Linked DNA regions of Homo sapiens: region 2 is linked to region 1. The links are chromatin contacts, found by Hi-C or POLR2A ChIA-PET in ENCODE. All regions are on one chromosome and are shown on one strand. The core of a region is the stretch at or near the end of the contact, and the rest is flanking DNA. Distances in the headings are between cores, read along the strand shown.

Region 1 (6,446 bases), core at 2,857-5,356:
TCTCTACTAAAAATACAAAAATTAGCTGGCCGTTGTGACAGGCGCCTGTAATCCCAGCTATTCAGGAGGCTGAGGCAGGAGAATCGTCTGAACCCAGGAGGCGGAGGTTGCAGTGAGCCGAGATCGCGCCATTGCACTCCAGCCTGGGCAACAAGAGCGAAACTCTGTCTCAAAAAAAAAAAAAAAGGGGGGTGATATTTCAGCAAAGAGTTGAAAAGATATGGGAAAGTTAGCCACGCAAACACCAAGAAACTGTTCTAGGGCAAAGATTCTAAGGCAAGAGTGTTCTTAATGTGTTTAAGAAACTAGAAGGCCAGCTGGTTACAGCAGAGTGAGTGTGAGGGAGGATAGATGGAGAAGAGGTCAGAGAGGTCAGCTGGGTGAGGCGGGGGTAGGAGAAGGTAGGCACAAGGTGATATCGAAGACTTGTACACCAGTGCTACTCAACAGAAGAATAATGTAAGCCACATGTACAATTTAAAATTTTCTAATAACTACAATATATAAGGTAAAAAGAAACAGTAAGTTAATATTTTATCACTAATACCCCAAAGTATTATTAAATTATCAATGTAAAAAAATTGGGCTGGGTGTGGTGGCTCACGCCTGTAATCCCAGCAGTATGGGATGCTGAGGCGGGTGGATCACCTGAGGTCAGGAGTTCAAGACCAACCTGGTCAACAGGGCAAAACCTCGTCTCTACTGAAAATACAAACATTACCCGGACCCAGTGGCATGTGCCTGTAATCCCAGCTCCTCGGGAGGCTGAGACTACAGAATCACTTGAACCTGGGAGGCACAGGTTACAGTGAGCCGAGATCATGCCACTGCACTCTAGCCTGGACAACAGAGCAAGACTCCATCTCAGAAAAAAGTATTTTACATGTTTTTTTTTATGCTAAGCCCTCAAAATCTAATGTATATTTGACAAATTCAATTCAGATTAACCAATTTGAAGTGCTCAATAAATAGTGGCTAACAAAATGAATAGCACAACTGTAGGCCATTCTAAGGGCTTTGGATTTAGAAAAATGGAAAGGCTTTGCAGAGTTCTGAGCACAGGAGTAACATGACTGAGGTCCTTAAAGGATGAATTTCACTACTCATTGACAGTAGACTGTAGAGAAATCCAAGTGAGAGATGGTAGCAGGTGGGAACAAGGTAGCTGCAGTGGGGCAGTGAGAAGTCAGAGTCTGGATTTATTTTAAGCGTAAAGCCAACAGGATTTGCAAACTATTTAATGTAAAGTGTGAGATACAGAGAGGAGTCAGCCAGGTGCAGTGGCTCAGAGCCTGTACTGCCAGCACTTCAGGAGACTGAAGTGGAAGGATCACTTGAGCCCAGGAGCTCGAGAGCAGCCTGGGCAACACAGTGAGATCTCATCTCTACCAAAAAAAAAATTAGCTGGTCATAGTGGGCCCCAGAGGTCAAGGCTGCAGTGAGCCGTGACCGGGCCACTGCACTCTAGCCTGGCCAACACAGTGAGATCCTGTCTCAAAAAAAAAAAAGAGTCAAGGATATTCTGAGGTTTTGGCCTGGACAAATGAAGGATGGAATTGCCTTCAAATGAGAAGAAAAAGACTGCAGGCTATGACAATGAATTTGATTTTAAACAACTGCAAGGTGCTGATATGCTATCAAAGTGGAGATGTAGAATACTCAGATGAGTATAAGAATCTAAAGTTCAGAAGAGTGATCCCAACTGTAGATATAAATTTGATAACCATTAAGGTATAGACAATAATCGGCTGGGCATGGTGGCTCATGCCTGTAATCCCAGCACTTTGGGAGGCAGAGGTGAGTGGATCACTTGAGATCAGGAGTTCGAGACCAGCCTGGCCAACATGGTGAAACCCCACCTCTACTAAAAATACAAAAATTAGCCGGGCATGGTGGCACGCGCCTGTAATCCCAGCTACTTGGGAGGCTGAGGCACAAGAATTGCTTGAACCCGGGAGGCAGAGGTTGCATGAGCCAAGATCGTGCCACTGCACTCCAGCCTGGGTGACAGAGCAAGATTCCTTCTCAAAAAAAAAAAAAAAAAAGATATACACAATAATTGGCCATCCATTTCTCCAACAGCCAGGAAGAATGCTGGTATTGAGGCTAATACCTAAAAAGAACAGTAGCTACCGTGGCTTCCAGTGCTTTAATGAACCTCCGATGTGGGGCCTTCTGGCAAAACATTTGCAATTTCATATTGTTGAAGCATTCATTGTATCCCTGGGGGTTTTCGCTATGTTCGCGGTGGCTGAGCCAAGAAAGAAGGCATGTGTCGACTCCTACAGAAATGATGATTCCATAAAAGATTTTGAGGAGATGAGGAAAACGTATATTTCAGAGCACAAAGTGATTTTGCAATATAAAGAATTTCTTTGGGTTGAATTACCTAAAAGTTTGTCACTGACCTGTGTTCTTGAACTATGAAATGTGAAAGTTTCTCCTGATAAGTAAACAATTAAAAAAATAAAAAAGATAGACAATAATCAAAGCCACAAACTTTGGATGAGCTAACCAAGGAGTGAATTTAGATACAGAAGAGATGAGAATGAAGGATGGAACCCTGGCTTCCAGAACACTCCAAAGTAAAGAGGCTGGGGAGAGGAAGAGGAACCAGCCAAGTAATGTGAGAAAAAATGACACATGAAATAGGAAGACAATTAACAGAGAGATATCCTAGAAGCCAAGAGAAGAAAATGTGACAAGAAAATTATAATATTCAGGTATTTTTGGTTTCTTTGGATTTGTGTAACATAACGATTTCTGTCATACATGAAGATGCCTTCAACCTCCTTTCAGAAATAATATACATTTTGGTTTGCTCACAAAGTAGGCATCAGGGTCTGTTGTTATCTCTTGTCACCCCTAATTTTTGAGCAATAACTCTCTTGACACAGTTTTCCTAAAAAGAAACTCAAAAAAAAAAAAAAAAAAACTGTGATGCAGTGTTAAATATACATGTATCACTGACCTAGGATTGCAAGCTTCAGTACTTCCTCTGCCATTTACTAGTTATATGAACTTGGCCACATATCTAATAAGTTCAGTTTCTTCCTCTGTAAAATGGGGGTAATGCTGGCTACTGCTTCTACCTAAAGACCTACCTAAATTAAACAATATATATCACTGGACTTCAAAAACACAAAATAAAAGCAAAAAGCGTTGCACAGGCCGGGCGCAGTGCCTCACGCCTGTAATCCCAGCACTTTGAGAGGCCGAGGAGGGCGGATCACCTGCGATTAGGAGTGCAAGACTAGCCTGGTCAACATGGTGAAACCCTGTCTCTACTACAAATACAAAAATTAGCCAGGCATGGTGGCACACGCCTGTAGTCTCTGCTACTCGGGAGGCCGAGGCAGGAGAATCGCTTGAACCTGGGAGACGGAGGTTGCAGTGAGCTGAGATCGCACCACAGCACTCCCAGCCTGGGTGGCAGAGCGAGACTGCCGTCTCAAAAAAAAAAAAAAAAAAAAATTGTTGCACAAGAAAGGGCTGTCATCGTAGACAAAAAGTTGAAATTATTAAGATGAAAAGAGGCGCTACCAAGAGGTACTACAGAATTAGCCCCCTCAAATGATAAACGTTGATCCAAATTAGACCACCTATGGAAGTTTAAGAACTGGAATCGCCTATAACGAAGTAATTCCGAAAGCACCAAAAAGCACTTTGAAAATTGCTCTAATTTACAGACTTAAGCCACTCAAATACATCATCTTTCCCTTATCAGAACTCACCTCACTTATCACACTCCACTACCCGCAGCCCACACCCCAGTATCAGAGACGACCCAGTCCTTGCCATGCCCATAGGTGGCTGGAGGGCGCTCGATGTACGTCCCGCTCCCACTCCCTCCCTCAGGGTGGACGTCTCCAGAATGGAGTGAAACCCTTCATAAGGTCACTTTTAAGTAGTAATGACCCACCCTCTGAAAAACCTAGAGACCAGAAACAGCACGAGGCATTTTCAGCACCCAGAGCAGAATCCGCCTTGCACTCTGCTGCAACCAGAGACTCGGTGCCAGAGCCATTTCCCCTGCAAGACAACCCCTCGCCTTACCTCTACCCATGCACCTTACGGCCGCCGCCATGTTGGGCACTCCGGATTGCGTTCACGAAATTGTTCCTACGTTTCTACTGGGAAGAATTAAAAAAAGGTTCCGTTCTAGAATCCGCAAAGAGGGAAGGAGTTAAAAAGAGAAAGAGGAACGGGGCGGGGACCAAAATGAGCTTTGCTGCCGGCGTGGCGGTGTTACTGTTAGTCCTCCGTGTTGCCCAGGACCCTGTGTGTTTCGTGGTTCCGGTATGGCTGGTTAACCACCTTCGGGAAAATACGATCCTGTTGGCGATGCTGTGATTATTTTAATCCTTCCTTCTTATTCTTTTTCTTTTTTGATCCTGCAAGTGTACTCAGAGCGACAATTTTAACAGGCTGTGAGAGTACTTAATACCCAACGTAAAATCTTGAAAAACAGGAACCCTGAAACCCACTAGCTTCCTCCGCCACTTTTCCGGCCTTGGAAAGACTTATTTTAAAAATTCTCTAGGCGTTTTCGCCGCTACCCGAGGGAGGTGTCCAACTCACTGACAAACTTTTTTTGCTAATTGTCAAACTTTCTGTCAGCGCAAGATCAACCTTAGCTTTAAAATCTTAAATTAATCTCTACATTTACCCCCTGCTGGCAAGCGAGTAGACTTACCATTAGGATCAATTGAATAATAATACTTGACATTTATAAAACATTTCTAGTTTTAAAATGGCAGCTCCAAGACCCACGCACAAGTTATTCTGATAGGAAAAAAAAACAAAAACAAAACAGAATGAGTGTACTTTCCATTACGTCACAGCTGTCGGTGTGGTTTATCTAAAACAAATCTGATTACGGATTTTATCACTTCCCAGCTTACCTCCCCCACAACACACACACACACACACACACACACACACACACACACACGTTTCTCACCTCCATAACTTGGTTCATTCTATCTTCTCTGCTTCGTGTGTACCGTACCCTACATCACCTAGGTAACTTTTTAAAGATTTCGCCTCAGGCTGTGTTTCTTTTAAACAGTTTTGAGATATAATTTACATAGCATACAATCTACCAATTTAAATTGTACAATTAAATGGTTTTTAGTGTACTCAAAGAGTTGTGCAGCCATCACCACAATATATCAGTTCTTGTCACCAGTCTGAGCTTTTTATGGGTAGAAACCATCTTACTCATTTTTGTAACCTCAGCACATACTTCAGTGCCAGGCCCATAGGAGGCTCTCAGTAAATGTTTGCTGAATAAATGAATATATGCATACATGAATTAGTGACTCAATTAGAATGGCAAGCCTGCAAAATTAACTTGCTTCAATGAAGCTGCCCACAGGCAGATGAACTGGATCAAAGGCATTTCCCAGATGCTTTATTCATATTTATACATAGTACTCATCTACATGAAAAAATAAGATTTCTAATGTATTGCCTTGTCTTGTTAACACCTAAGCAGTTACTTCAAAGATTCTATAACAATTTGTGACTTATGCAAAAAAATCGAAGAACTTAAATCTATCTTTGTAAACTTTTCCTTCTCTCCCTCGCTCCCTCTCATCCTCCCTTCTTTTCACAAATATATGAGTGCCTGCCATGTGTCAAGCAGTGTACTTGGCTATGCATAAATGAAAAAAACTAATTCAATTTGAGAGTAAGTACCAGAATTGGAGCAAGTTTACCCAGTCAATTTCAGAGAAAAACAAACACTCAGATTAGAGGTGCTGGTCCTTAGACCCTATATCTGTTTCCTTTCCACAGTCCACAGCTGGGGTCAGTTGGCCCCCATCTGTGGACTTTTTTTTCCCCCTCTCAAGACAGGATCTCACTCTGACACCCAAGCTGGAGTGCAGTGACAAGATCATAGCTCATTGCAGCCTTCACCTGCTGGGCTCAAGTGATCCTCATGTCTCAGCCTCCCAAGGGGCTGGGACTACAGGCACACACCACCACACCTGGCTAACTTATTTTTATTTTTCTTTATAGACAGCGGGGAGTGTGGGGTGTCTTTCTTTTTTGCCCAGGCTGGTCTCAAACTCCTGGCTTCAAGCAATCCCAAAGTGCTGGGATTACAGGTGTGAACCAACACGGCAGGCCCCATTTATGGACTTTTTTATGTCTACTGTTCTAACAAGAGAGTTTAAACATCCTATATTGAAACTATTACCATATAGTATGCTTACATACCATATAGTATGCTTATAGTGGTAGCCTAATTAAAGTAATGTCCTGTACAGGTACAGCTTACCTGTTGCCCACTCTGGTCACCAGAACTCGATGGCATTAGGTAGGATCCAGATTCCAGTTTTGTATATAACAATACATAAAGAGATTCCTTAGCCTGAGACTTTATTTTTATTTTTTTGAGACGAAGTCTCACTCTTTCGCCCAGGCTGGGGTGCAGT
Region 2 (6,499 bases), core at 915-3,414, 860 kb before region 1:
AGATAAGGGGGAAAAAAATAGGGAAAAAATGGGCTTGGCTTTCTTTGAGACATTAAGGTCTTGTTCTGCATTCACTTACTCATTCTCACTTACTGGTTTATTTATTCAGCAATATTTATGCATTTATATAACAGGCCCTGTGGTACTCACTGGGCACAGGCAGACTCTTGTTTAATGGCCTGCATCATTCCCATCTCTGGTTACTTGCACCTTCTCTCTTGTCTCACTGTTACAGCATTGATTTTTATAACATGTCTATTTCCTTTCATAAAATTAAAACTTGAAGGCAGTGGAGTTCCCCATTGTTTGATTTTTCACAGTCCCTAACCTAATTCTTGGGTTTTAATGGACTCTCAAAAAGTGTTTGCGGCTTTGATTTTTTTTTAATCTCAAAACTTGGTGATTGTTGGTGAGAAATTTAACCAATTATTTCATGTTAACACCTTGTGGACTGTAAACATGTGCTAAATCAAGCAGCTCAAAATGTCTGGGCTACTGGAACTCACTAAGCAAGGCCTTAAATAGGATAGAAGCTGCTGGGGAGGTCCTGGGCCTCCAGTCACTCCAGAAGGACCAGCATTTGACCTCTGAGGGAGGCCTGGAGAGGGAAGGGAAGAAGAAGCCTCAGGACTTACTCAAAATGCACATGCTCAGAGGTTCAGGTCTCTACATTTTTGCTTTCCCCCTTTTCACTTTCACAATTACAAGGGACTGTAGTCCTGTCCACCCTTTGGGGCAGGGGATAAATGCGGCTCCCAGGGACATTTTTTTGCCAAGCTTCCTCTCTCATTCCCATTCACTCCTTCCTTCCTGTTTGCAGAGAAGCTCATAGTTGTATTTAATTCTTCAGTGAGGTTTCCGCTGGCAGCGAACAACTGCTGTTAGTTCGTTTTGAAAGGAGCTTTACTTCATTAAAACACGGTGAAAGGAGGATTGCAATTAATAGAATAATAACTAAAAATGGGCATGTTAAGTGCCCACTCTCCAGAAGGAGAGTGAGAATGAAGAAAAAGTAGAGTCTGGAAATCCTAGAAGTTCCCAATCTGGAGAAATCTCAGGTTTTTAAATATATGCCCTGGGGCCTTGCTATTCAAAGGGTGGTTCATGAAAGAGGAGCATCTCCATCCCCCGGGAGCTAGATAGAAGTTCTAGATAGAAGTTCAGGACGTCTACAGTTAGAAGCCCACTGCAGACCTAAAGAATCAAAATCTGCATTTTAACGAGAGCTCCAAGTGATTCTTCTTCACATTAAAGTTTGAGAAGTGCTGATACTATCTCGATAGATTTGAATTATAAAAGACTTCAAACAAGGGCTTTGCACTTTGCCCTCAGGGAACCTATTCAACTGCCCCCTGTCTCTCATTTTGGCTGTGTACTCAATCATTCCTGTGGAACAGAAAGGATCACTTTGGGCTGAGCTCAGCAGTTACACCAGATTCATGTTCAGATGTCTGGAAGCCTCTCAGCCAGGAAGGAAAAATTATATTGTAACTTTTCACTCTAGCAAGAATCAGGTATTGTTTGTTCCATTTTATAGATAAGGAAATTGAGGTTCAGAGAAGTTAAGTAATTTATTCAAGATCACCCTGTCAGCAAGTGGCATGGTTGAGTCAAGCCCAGGTCTACCTAACTCCAAAGGTCATGCTTTTTCATATGCATGATGCTTTTGTGGTCACTATTGTTAGCTATATTCTTTTTAAGCAACACTTTACTGGTCTCTCCCTTCAGAGTACATATACTTTTTTCAGGATATATTTATATAAGAGCCTAAAGTCATGCTCTTTCATAAGGTTTGAATTTAGTTACTTACAACTGCCAACCACCCCATCCCCCTTTGAACAATTTTCAAAGCAAGGTTCTTTCACTGCTGAGGGGAAGGAAACAGAAAGGCGGAGTGACCGAGCACGGGTTCCACTTCGGAAATGACCCCGAAGGGAGTCTGGGCTGTGCCAGAAAGAGGAGCAAGATAAAAGAGCCCAGGACTCAAAACCGGAAATGGAAGAGAACTGTGTACACAGATGATTCTGTCACCTTTGGCAGTTCTGCCTCTGTCACCTCATCATGATCAACTCCGCACCAGATACAGAGGGGGCAGACTCAAAATGTCAGCAGCGACAATGCCAATGCCACAATATGAGATACCCTCACCAGAAAGGATTCGGCGTGGTGCTATGAACATGGCTGCATGCTGCAATCTTATGACACAGTCCAGCAACTTGTGGGGGAAAAAAAGAAAAAAGAAAGGGGGTTTGTAAGCATGGGGAAAGCAGGAGCTAAAAGTTATAAACGGCAACCCCAAACCTGAGTAGAAGATTTCTATAAGGCCTTCCATTATTTTAGAATATAATTCTAATATTAATGAACTTTTTGAAGTAGACCAACCCTCTTCTGCATTTTAAAAGGAAAAAAAAATGTACTGTACATTGAACTCTGCAATATTTCCCCCTCAGTTTTACTTTTTCGAAAAGGTAAAGCCACAGAAAAATTGAAATAGTAGTGAAATCGCCTTTGCAAAAATTATAACCGTAAGAAAATTATGACAGTGAAAGAGATCTCATCTAACCAATCCCCATCTTGCCCTTAATCTTCAAACTGCCCTTAAGGATTCCTGGGCTTGGGCCAAGCTAACTTTGGAATACATTTAGTTTATAGTTTAAATGATAATAGCCCTTTCCAAAACTAAACTGCCTTTGTAAAGCTAATGAATGACCACTAGATTAGAATGAAAGGAGCCTGAATTCTGCTGTAGTGTAGATGGAAAGGACTACCAGCCATTATTCCAGAGATCACAAGATTTGTGACTTCCCCAATTACTCCTGCAGATCACATCACTCTTGGAGAACCTGAGATTAGCCTTTTCAGGTTTTTGTCTCTGAAGGCTGATGGCTCCACCGATCCTGCCAACTGGTCCTGTGGCCACACCCGGAAGCGGACTCAGCAGGCTCAAGGACACTTTCCACACTCCTAGGACTGCATCCCCAACCAATCAGCAGCACCCATTTCCTGGCTCTCCAAACTGTCCTTGAAAATCCCTAACCTCCAAATTTTCAGGGAAACTGCTCTGAGTGATAAAACTCCAGTCTCCTGTTCGGCAGGCTCTGCATGAATTAAACTCTTTCTCTATTGCAATTCCCCTGTCTTCATAAATCGGCTCTATCTGGGCAGTGGGCAACATGAACCCACTGGCTGGTTACAATAGTACAATGAAAACCTGTATACCCATCATCCAGATTTAACAATCGTTAAGATTTTGCCTTTTTCTCTCTTTCTCTCATTCTGTTGTTTTTTTCCTCTATTTCAATTTGACTGGTATCTGGGTTGTTTTTTTTTTTTTCACGGATAATTTATCATCTGTTGTTTTTAATTGAACCATTTTCACAGCATTTCATCCCTTAATACCTTAATACAAGCAGTAAGAACAAAGTCATTCTCCGCATAACTATAATATCATCATCACTTCTAAGTAATATAACATTGATTTAATATCATATAATATATTGTCAAGGGCCAAGGGAAAACTTCTGTCAGGCCTCTGAGCCCAAGCCAAGCCATCACATCCCCTGTGACTTGCACATATACGCCCAGATGGCCTGAAGTAACTGAAGAATCACAAAAGAAGTGAATATGCCCTGCCCCACCTTAACTGATGACATTCCACCATGAAAGAAGTGCAAATGGCCGGTCCTTGCCTTAAGTGATGACATTACCTTGTGAAGTCCTTTTCCTGGCTCATCCTGGCTCAGAAAGCACCCTCACTGAGCACCTTGTGACCCCCACTCCTGCCCGCCAGAGAACAAACCCCCTTTGACTGTAATTTTCCTTTACCTACCCAAATCCTATAAAACGGCCCCACCCTTATCTCCCTTCACTGACTCTCTTTTCAGACTCAGCCCACCTGCACCCAGGTGAAATAAACAGCCATGTTGCTCACACAAAGCCTGTTTGGTGGTCTCTTCACACAGATGTGCATGAAATTTGGTGCCGTGACTCAGATCGGGGGACCTCCCTTGGGAGATCAATCCCCTGTCCTCCTGTTCTTTGCTCCATGAGAAAGATCCACCTACAACCTCAGGTCCTCAGACTGACCAGCCCAAGGAACATCTCATCAATTTTAAATCAGGTAAGCAGCCTCTTCTTACTCTCTTCTCCAACCTCTCTCACTGTCCCTCAACCACTTTCTCCTTTCCACTCTTCAATCTCTCCCCTCTCTTAATTTCAATTCCTTTCATTTTCTGGGAGAGACAAAGGAGACACATTTTATCTGTGGACCCAAAACTCCGGCGCCGGTCACGGACTGGGAAGGCAGCCTTCCCTTGGTGTTTAATCATTGCAGGGACGCCTCTGTCATTATTCACCCATGTTTCAAAGGTGCCAGACCACGCAGGGACGCCTGCCTTGGTCCTTCACCCTTAGCAGCAAGTCCTGCTTTCCTGGGGAAGGGGCAAGTACCCCAACCCCTTCTCTCCTTGTGTCTACCCCTTCTCTGCTTTTCTGGGGGAGGGGCAAGTACCCCTCAACCCCTTCTCCTTCATTCTTAGCGGCAAGTCCCGCTTTTCTAGAAGAGGGGCAAGTACCCCAACCTCATATCTCTGCACCCCAATCCCTTATTTCCGTGCCCCAACCTCTTATATCTCTGTGCCCCAATCCCTTATTTCTGTGCCCCGACCTCTTATCTCTGCACCCCAATCCCTTATTTCCATGCCCCGATCCCTTATTTCCATGCCCTGATCCCTTATTTCTGTGCCCCAACCCCTTATTTCTGCACCCCATCCCTTATTTCCATGCCCTGACCTCCTATCTCTGTGCCCCAACCCCTTTTCCCACTTTTCTGGAAGGTAAGAACCCCCGAACCCCTTCCCTCCATTTCTCTACTCTCTCTTTTCTCTAGGCTTGCTTCCTTCATTATCATCAACCTTCCACCCTCCATTCCTCCTTCTACTCCCTTGGCCTGTGTTCTCAAAAACTTAAAACCTCTTCAACTCACACCTGACCTAAAACCTAAATGCCTTATTTTCTTCTGCAATGCCGCTTGACCCCAATACAAACTCGACAGTAGTTCCAAATAGCCAGAAAATGGCACTTTGAATTTTTCCATCCTGCAAGATCTAAATAATTCTTGCCGTAAAATAGGCAAACGGTCTGAGGTGCCTGACGTCCAGGCATTCTTTTACACATCAGTCCCTTCCTAGTCTCTGTGCCCAGTGCAACTCTTCCCAAATCTTCCTTCTGTCCCTCCCGCCTGTCCCCTCAGTACCAACCCCAAGCGTCGCTGAGTCTTTCTAATCTTCCCTTTCTACAGACCCATCTGACCTCTCCCTTCCTCCCCAGGCTGCTCCTCGCCAGGCCGAGCTAGGTCCCAATTCTTCCTCAGCCTCTGCTCCTCCACCCTATAATCTTTTTATCATCTCCCCTCCTCACACCTGGTCTGGCTTACAGTTTCGTTCCATGACTAGCCCTCCCCCTCCTGCCCAGCAATTTACTCTTAAAAAGGTGGCTGGAGATAAAGGCATAGTCAAGGTTAATGCTCCTTTTTCTTCATCCCAAATCAGAAGCGTTTAGGCTCTTTTTCATCAAATATAAAAATCCAGCCCAGTTCATGACTTGTTTGGCAGCAACCCTGAGACACTTTACAGCCCTAGACCCTAAAAAGTCAAAAGGCCGTCTTATTCTCAAAATACATTTTATTACCCAATCTGCTCCCAACATTAAATAAAACTCCAAAAATTAAATTCCCGCCCTCAAACCCCACAACAGGATTTAATTAACCTCGCCTTCAAGGTGTACAATAATAGAAAAAAGTTGCAATTCCTTGCCTCCACTGTGAGACAAACCCCAGCCACATCTCCAGCACACAAGAACTTCCAAACACCTGAACTGCAGCGACCAGGCGTTCCTCCAGAACCTCCTCCCACAGGAGCTTGCTACACGTGCCGGAAATCTGGCCACTAGGCCAAGGAATGCCTGCAGCCTGGGATTCCTATTAAGCCGCATCCCATCTGTGTGGGACCCCACTGAAAATCGGACTGTTCAACTCACCTGGCAGCCACTCCCAGAGCCCCTGGAACTCTGGCCCAAGGCTCTCTGACTGACTCCTTCCCAGATCTTCTCGGCTTAGCGGCTGAAGACTGACACTGCCTGATCACCTCGGAAGCCCCCTAGACCATCACGGACGCCAAGCTCCCAGTAACTCTCACAGTGGAAGGTAAGCCCATCCCCTTCTTAATCAATATGGAGGCTACCCACTCCACATTACCTTCTTTTCAAGGGCCTGTTTCCCTTGCCTCCATAACTGTTGTGGGTATTGACAGCCAGGCTTCTAAACCTCTTAAAACTCCCCATCTGGTGCCAACTTAGACAATACTCTTTTAAGCACTCCTTTTTAGTTATCCCCACCTGCCGGGTTCCCTTATTAGGCTGAGACACTTTAACTAAATTATCTGCTTCCCTGACTATTCCTGGACTACAGCTATATCTCATTGATGCCCTTCTTCCCAATCCA

What was found. A loop is a pair of places that touch in the nucleus more often than their neighbours do. ChIA-PET counts read pairs that join two places held with the same protein, here RNA polymerase II (POLR2A). Pooled maps may share reads with other maps.
Region 2: a loop to region 1 is called in a pooled map, with 2.7 times the contacts of the local background. The contact joins the enhancer-like site here to the promoter of MRPL1 in region 1. A Hi-C loop is called at or near these places in 1 of 50 pooled maps. POLR2A ChIA-PET finds 5 or more read pairs at or near these places in 2 of 52 experiments (OCI-LY7 and SK-N-SH).

What each region holds. Positions count from the first base shown.
Region 1 is chr4:77,860,490-77,866,935 of GRCh38, reverse strand. It overlaps MRPL1 (mitochondrial ribosomal protein L1), which reads right to left and starts at 4,106. Exons shown (of 9, transcript NM_020236.4): 1 at 4,057-4,106. The coding sequence starts at 4,087. RefSeq lists enhancers at 3,559-3,658, 4,019-4,418 and a silencer at 5,903-6,118.
Region 2 is chr4:78,716,745-78,723,243 of GRCh38, reverse strand. All of the region lies in intron 1 of LOC101928893 (a long non-coding RNA gene), which reads right to left. Among named protein-coding and RNA genes, the nearest start is that of BMP2K-DT, 56 kb to the left of the region's middle. RefSeq lists enhancers at 730-1,301, 1,755-1,804, 1,302-1,872, 2,055-2,184, 2,445-3,015 and 3 more and a cis regulatory region at 1,737-2,221. Within about 2 kb of position 2,164, at least 3 of the 41 ENCODE cell types and tissues checked have a DNase peak (open chromatin) inside an H3K27ac peak, as active enhancers do.